Linked DNA regions of Homo sapiens: region 2 is linked to region 1. A link is a contact called in ENCODE Hi-C or POLR2A ChIA-PET data. All regions are on one chromosome and are shown on one strand. The core of a region is the stretch at or near the end of the contact, and the rest is flanking DNA. Distances in the headings are between cores, read along the strand shown. Region 1 holds the start of ETV5-AS1 (ETV5 antisense RNA 1). Region 2 overlaps LOC105374257 (a long non-coding RNA gene).

Region 1 (3,789 bases), core at 909-3,408:
GTAATTACACGTCATGGAAGTTTTTGGTTGCTGAATGTAGGACCCTGTATTTGGCTATGTGAGCTTTAGAAAGTCCTTTAACTGTGCTGAGGCTTGATTTCTAACCTATAAAATGGGTTTTTTCACTCTGCCTATGTCACAGGGCGGTTAAAAGTTTCAAATGAGACTCTCTTTACTTCTATCATGCAAAATACCATATATTTGTATTAGGGATTTCGTTTTGAAGTAATAGTCCCTCTAATCTTAATAAAAAGTTCTAAGCCAAGAGACAACCTATAGTCACCAATAAAAGTAATCTGCCCCACTTTTGGGCAGGCATAAAAGTTATTAAATATGTGATTATGAAGCTTGATATTATCCATGACTGTAATTTCTATTACTTTTACAAATATCAAACCAGGGATTTTGGTCTGTCTCATTTTCTGTGTACTATCCAGTATCTAGAAGAAAAATCACTGTCACGTTTTTGATGCGTTTTATGTCACATAGATATCACGTGGATGACCATATTAATAGACAAAGGCAGTAGGAATAGAATTTGGTAATACATGCTTTAAATAAAGGTAGGGTGGAATAAGGATGAGGGTAGAGAGAGCTGGATCACAATTTCTCAAAGTGTGACAAGACTATATCCAGGCCCCGCCCCAGGCCCACACACTCTATCTCTGAATGTTAACAAGGACTCTGCATTGAAAATCCCCGCTCCACACTCCCATGGGGACTCCTGTGCACTTTCAACTTTGAGAGGACAGCACTCTTGAGTGGAAATCCAAGTGCCCAGTGTTGTTTGTAATCGATTTGGTCACCTACAGAATTCCTCCCCCTTCACCTCAATTACCTCAAGGATCTCTGTATCACCCCAGTGTGTGTGTGAGAGCTTTGAATTTTAGACCCATCAGTCTCAAAGGCAGAGTATAACAAGAAGTAAGTCCAAAATGCACAGGCAGACTTCAAGGAGGAATCACCCAAGAAAAGAAATACCTGCATTCTGGTTCCCTCCTCTCTTCCTTTCAACACCCACGGGCAAATAACTCATCAATCCCAGGAATCCAAAACTCCTTCCTTCTCAGGGGGCTGGGTGGACTGGAGACAGGCTTATTTCACAGCTGAGACTGGGGCTACCCATCTCCCAATTCTCCAGGAGAACTAGGATATTTGTCTCCCAACTCAGTTAACTGTTAATACAGTATGTTACATAAGCCCCTTGGATAAAAAACAAGGATTGAGGGGGAAATATTAGATAAAGGAATTTTCTTTTACAGTTCATGGTATAACAAATAGAAGTTTGCTAAGAGTTTCAAATACTGAATATATACTCGACCCCACACTTCCTCCCCAATTTCCCCATAACCCTTGCAGAAAATCAGCAAGATGCTGTTTAAAAACACCAAAAAACCATTGAAATAAAAATGATATCTAGGCCAGAGTTCACAAATTGGCAGGCCTGCAGGGTGATTTTGCCCAGAGAAGTTTTGTTTAGTCTGCAGAGGTGTTGTTTTTAATTTGAATTAGTTGCCAACTTAAAAAAAAAAGTCTACAATTTTTACATAAAAAACCAAGTAACCAAATTCTTCTGCACAAGTACAGGTTGTTAGTACAAGGTAACAATTGCCAAAAGCTCAGCGGCAGCTGTGTCCTCCAGATGAGTCCCCGGTGGCAATAGAGGCCCACTCCAGAGCCAGCCCCCCACAACCCCGTCAGTGCTCACCCCTTGAGCCCTGTGTAACACAGGCGTTCGTGTTCCTTGGCCTAACCAAGGAATAAACAGCAACCAGCCATATTTTGCCGTTCTTAATGGTGACTTTCAGAGCAAAACGGGAAGGGGATCAGAACCAGACAAAGGGACCTTATTTTTTCCCCTGCATTTCATCTAGAAATAAAATGACCTCCAAGTAAATACTGGTAGGCATCTGGAATGGACCAGGCCTGGGAAAGGTATACTCATATATTCTTCCCACTCCCGCCCCATTGTGGCCCCCACACCGATCCACCTAACACAAGATAGATAGATATGAAATACCATGGCCACCATCTTGCATCCTTTGGTAATATTGTTGACAACTACCCCCCTATCCCAGAGAAACTTGAAATAAAGACAGGCCCCCAGCACATCTTCTATAAAAGAAGGCCACAAGCATCCGAGATTCTAGAATACCACAGATAAAGAGGTCAGGTTTGGAGTGTGCAGAGAAGGTTCCCTTCACACACTTTTTTGACAAATGAATGACTCTGGACAAGTTACTCCTGATGCCTCAATGCCTGTAGAAATGTAAAAACCACCTGCAGTGTAACCAGGAGATTTCTATTTCAAAAGCAGATGTACAAATAAGGTCCTTAGCTAATCTCCTACTGTTAAAACATGTTAAAATCAGATAAGTAATATTACCTTGTATAAATCAGCAATTGTCCCTTATATGTAAGTGAAATGGTAATAACTGAAGTTCAATTCTATTAATAGTAGGCAGCATCCAATGAGGAGTCAGGAACCTGCCCTCAGTGAGGGACAAGACTATCCTGGCAAGTCATTCTTCCTCTAGTTCTGTGAGACGGGAGAATACCAGTTACCTCTCCCTTACCTACTTTATAAGGATGTCGTAGTCCATCAACCATCTGGAGTACCTTGGGAACAGGGTGGTATATAAACAGTCATATTCGTATTATCATTAGTCTTGCCTCACAAGCTGCCTCAATGTAATGATAACTTTTTAGGAACCTGGTAAATAAGACAAACTGCTTCCCCTCTCCCAGTGAGAAAGGATAGGAGTGAGGGAGACAATTAAGGAAGAAGCCCAGATCAACACCCACCTCTGTTCTGATGGATACTGGTTTTCAGGCATCATCTTTGGCATCTGCAGGGGCTGATGTGGTGGTCGGGGGACCGCAAATGTTTGCTGCTGTGGTCCAGGCTCTGGAAGCGAATGGGGGGCGGGGGCGGGGCCCACACCTTGAACTGGGCCAGCTGCAGGGGCATGCCCTGAGGTGGGCAGAGTTGCCTGAGGTGGGGGAAATAGGGGATTCTGATGGGTGGGTGAGAGGGGGGTTGTAGGAGGGGTTAATGGCTTGAACCCAGAGGGAGGCTTCCTATCATAGGCACTGTAAACAGAAAAAGAGAAGGAACCATTAAGCTGAAATGAAGCCATTAGCATGGTTACCAGGTCCAGCAGAAAGCTAGTTTGCAGCCCATTGTTGCCAGGAAATAACAGCATTAACATAGTTAAATCGCTCGTAGCCCCGAGGGGATATTTGTACCTCTGAAAAGTGACAAACACACTGCGTCACAGGGACTTGTTTAACACTTCTAGTGATTTTTCTCAAGGATAATTTTAGCCTCTGCTTCCGGTTTCCTTTTTCCCTCCTTCTAAAAGAATTCTCCGTGTATGCCTGTGTAGGGTGGGTGGGTGAGGGGAGAATGTATGTTTGCCAGGTGTTCTCTGGTCCCCTCTCCCAACTATTTCCAGGGTTCCCAGGAATTAGTCAGAATATGTGTTGAAGGTCTGTTTGTGCTGTGACATCATTTGAATTAACAACTCTTCTCCTCCCCCTTTCAGGCAAATCTATGTTTATCTTCTAGAGCAAAGAATGATTTAAAATTAAAGCTTCATTCCTGGGGCCTGGATATTCTTAAGTAAAGGGCACAAGCTTCAAGACTTTTTCATATATTCTGATTTGGAGATTACTTCTCTGGTGCTTAAAGTTCACATTAACATATGATAGACATGAAGAAGTATATATTACCTGCCTCAAAGCCACAGATCAAGTATCCCAGGATTGAGACTCTTTCCCTAGAAG
Region 2 (3,789 bases), core at 964-3,463, 59 kb after region 1:
TCCTGGGCCTTTTAAGCACAGGTTTGCCTGGAGGTAACAAAGTGGGCAGATGGCCCCTTAAAACCCTTTTCTAATCCTCTGATTTTATGTATGAACATTCTAAAAATAGAACCATGCTGGGGTGGGGGAGGGTGCAGAGAGTGAAGAAAAATATGAAAATAAAAGAAAAAAGCTGAAGAAGCAGACTCTGGGTGTGGGTAGAGGTTGAGAAAAGCAGAATGTGATGGGAAAAGATGGAGAAAAAGTAATAGAACTGCATTGCGACATATTAAGAGATTAGGGTGCAGTGCCTGACAGATTGACATTCTTTTTTTTTTTTTTTTTTTTTGAGACAGAGTCTCTTTCTGTTGCCCAGGCTTGAGTGTAGTGGCGAGATCTCAGCTCACTGCAACCTCTGCCTCTTGGGCTCAGACGATTCTCCTGCCTCAGCCTCCTGAGTAGCTGGGATTACAGGTGTGAGTCACTACGCCCAGCTAATTTTTTTATTTTTAGTAGAGATGGTGTTTCACTATGTTGGCCAGGCTGGTCTTGAACTCCTGACCTCAGGTAATCCTCCCGCCTCGGCCTCCCAAAGTGCTAGGATTACAGGTGTGAGCCACTGTGCCCAGCCCAGATAGACATTCTTTTTTTTTTTTTTTTTTTTTTTTTCTTGAGACGGAGTCTCGCTTTGTTGCCCAGGCTGGAGTGCAGCGGTGCAATCTCGGCTCACTGCAAGCTCCACCTCCCAGGTTCACGCCATTCTCCTTGCCTCAGCCTCCCCAGTAGCTGAGATTACAGGCTACAGGCGCGCGTCACCACACCCACCTAATTTTTGCATTTTTAGTAGAGATAGGGTTTCACCACATTGGCCAGGCTGGTCTTGAACACTTGACCTCAGGTGATCCTCTCGCCTCGGCCTCCCAAAGTGCTAAGATTACAGGCATGAGCCACCATGCCCAGCCCAGACAGACATTCTTTAAAAACAAAATATTCACTGATGAATCCATTAGTAAGTGTGTGAATCACCCTATCCAGCCCCATTTTACATGTAGGGAAAGTGAGCCGTAATATGACTTGCCCACATCCCTATTGCCAGTTGGTATGAAGGGAGCACCAGAATTGGCCTTGCGAGAGAAGTCCAGTGCTGAGTGGAGGGAGATGAGCACATTTCCCTGGACGAGGATGTGTGGGTAGGAAGTGCCCTCAGGATGTGGCTTCGAAGCTCAGGAAAGAGAATGAGAATGGCCACAGCTAAGGCCTGCGTCTTCCTTCCCTGGCCCTGCCTCAGAGCCCCAGGCCTGGAGTGACTGACGCGGCAGAAGGGAGCCGGGCACGGCAAAGGGCCTCATGCGTTTCCTTTCCTTTCGTCAGTGGCAGTAGGAGAAACAAATCCTGTCATACAACCGTCCCTTCTCCTCTTGGGAGCCATGCAAAATATCCACTGAATTTGAAAGTTGGGTTCATGAATGGCTTTTCCTTGCTTTTTCTCTTTCCTCGTTTCTCTGAGTTCCTGAGTGTGGTTTCCAAAAGTTTCTCTTCTCCTTTAAGAAAATGGAGTCTGGGAATGGATGGGACTTCTCACCAAGTCAGTCGGAGGCAGGATGGATTTCTTGCAGATGACCTACCTTTGAGACTATCTGACAGATTTCCCTAAATGTCCTTTTATTTCCCCTTTGGGGGAAGATGGGAATTCTCATCGATTAGGTTGGTGCAAAGGTAATTACAGTTTTTGCCATTAAGAGTATAAGCAAAACAGCAATTACTTTTGCTCCAACCTAATATTTTGTCTTTCCCTCTGCCCTAGTCCCTGCTCACAAACATCTCAGAAAGGACCTTCGAGCTGGAGTCCTCCGAAATGTCACACAGGCGTGGCCCCCAGCTCCCACTCTGTTTCTATCCTTGCTCCCCTGTGGTAACCCACAGCGGTGTGGCCCCATCACAGAAAACAGCCGAGTGAAGGGGGCTCAGCACATTCAAGTGAGCTTTGTCTTTGGAATTCTTATTTTCCCCCTTAGGAAGTTGGGCCACTTTTAATCACTGGGAAATAGGAAGAAACTTTGTGCTTCCTCTTTCCTACTACAAAACGACTGATGAACAGTAGTACAAATAGGCCTCTCTGTTCTGAGGAGATAGAGAAACAAAAAGTCATGTTGCCTAGGCGAGGCAAGCACAAGTGTGCAGAGACCTAGCCCAGCATCCATCTCTGGGAAGGCCTGCCAAGAGCTCTTATATAAGCTGCAGTGAGCTCATGTGTTTGATCAGCAGATCCTGGGCTTCAGGGCCAGGGGTTAGGCTGGAGGAGGGAGCTTAGAAGAGATTGTGTTCTTCCAAAGAGGGGGCGATCTGGGAAGAAAACATGTTCCTACACTCAGAATGATGGAGGCAATTTTCATCTCTGTGCCGTCAACATAGACTTCCTTTTCTTCTGGTGTCAGTGTCAGGAGAAGAGAAGGTGATGCTTGGTGTTATGAACTCCATGGTGTGAGGAAAGGGGTGGCGAAGGGAGGGGTGGTGTTTAATGATTCAAAGGCGGGCAGATGCGCACTTGGGGTATGGATAAGAAAGCTTTCCTCTCGATGTGTAGGAAGTCAGGTAGGTGCCCGTGTAGCTCCACCGTGCACAGGCTGGGAATCTATCAGGCCTTGGTTTCTAGTTGTTACTTCTCCCTTAGGCTGTGCTTAAAATGGGAAACACGTTTCGTTCATTGACTGAGACAGGCTGAATATTCTGGCACCTGCTATCACTCATTTTTGCCTGCTTTTCTTTGGTTTGGCGGAATCACTGAGCTGGTAGACCTTTGCACCACCCACCTTGCCCACCATCTTGTCCGGAACATGTGCAGTCAGCCCATCCTGATCCCAGCAGCTACGCACAGAGCAAGTGGAATGATACCTGCTTTCCATACATTTTGCCTATTGAAAAATTCTCTCTTACCCTGCATAAATGAGCCAAAGCTTTTCAACCAGGCTTCCCAGATGTTCTCTCGGGGGTTGACACACTTCCAGATCAGTCCTGCCCTAGTGGAGGGGAGTATCTGTACATCACAGCAGCCTATCCACTCCCTGAGTCTAGCTTCCTATTCTTCACGTGATGGCACAATAACTAAAACTGTTTTTTAGCTGAATAAATAAATCTGCAGACATGGTGTTCTATTGTTTTACCTGTTCAAAATAATATTGTGCCCAACCACTCTGTAACTACTAATGCTTTAAACAGCTTTTTATTTCAGAATTAAGAACTTGCATTTTTCAGGTGAATTTCTTCTTCTTTCTTTCTTTTTTTTTTTTGAGACGGAGTTTTACTCTCAGGCTGGAGTGCAGTGGCACGATCTCGGCTCACTGCAACCTCCGCCTCCCGGGTTCAAGGGATTCTCCGGCCTCAGCCTCCTGAGTAGCTGGGATTACAGGCACGCACCACCACGCCCGGCTAATTTTTTTGTGTTTTTTCAGTAGAGATGGGGTTTCACCATATTGGGCCAGGTTGGTCTCGAACTCCTGACCTCAAGTGATCTGCCTGCCTTGGCCTCCCAAAGTGCTGGGATTACAGGCGTGAGCCACCGCTCCCGGACTTTCAGGTGAATTTCTGACTCCTCCAACTGTTTTGCATTTTTCTGTCTGGCATCATTAGTGCTTATAACACTTTCCGATTTAGTGTCTTTTGAGAATTTAGTTCATGGGCTGTTTGCTTTCCTGTTTCCAGAAGAATCAGAAATGTTTCAAATACAGCTAAGACCGTCTTTGGTTCCACCCAACACTTTCTCCTCATGAGTGATGGTAATGTCCTGATGAATTTCTGCTTGGAAACAACTGG

The links. A loop is a pair of places that touch in the nucleus more often than their neighbours do. ChIA-PET counts read pairs that join two places held with the same protein, here RNA polymerase II (POLR2A).
Region 2: a map of chondrocyte shows a loop between it and region 1 (2.1-fold over the local background). The contact joins the enhancer-like site here to the promoter of ETV5-AS1 in region 1. A Hi-C loop is called at or near these places in 2 of 168 maps with a recorded cell type or tissue (chondrocyte and tibial artery). POLR2A ChIA-PET finds 5 or more read pairs at or near these places in 4 of 52 experiments (OCI-LY7, Panc1, WTC11 and 1 more).

Annotation. Positions count from the first base shown.
Region 1 is chr3:186,077,012-186,080,800 of GRCh38, forward strand. It overlaps ETV5-AS1 (ETV5 antisense RNA 1), which reads left to right and starts at 2,159. Exons shown (of 2, transcript NR_046594.1): 1 at 2,159-2,330; 2 at 3,549-3,789. It overlaps ETV5 (ETS variant transcription factor 5), which reads right to left. Exons shown (of 13, transcript NM_004454.3): 7 at 2,806-3,093. LOC124909470 (a long non-coding RNA gene) reads right to left here and starts at 2,798. Exons shown (of 2, transcript XR_007096205.1): 1 at 2,021-2,798; 2 at 1-1,203. RefSeq lists a silencer at 556-751.
Region 2 is chr3:186,136,263-186,140,051 of GRCh38, forward strand. It overlaps LOC105374257 (a long non-coding RNA gene), which reads left to right. Exons shown (of 3, transcript XR_001741051.3): 3 at 3,679-3,789. Among named protein-coding and RNA genes, the nearest start is that of ETV5, 29 kb to the left of the region's middle. Within about 2 kb of position 2,214, at least 2 of the 41 ENCODE cell types and tissues checked have a DNase peak (open chromatin) inside an H3K27ac peak, as active enhancers do.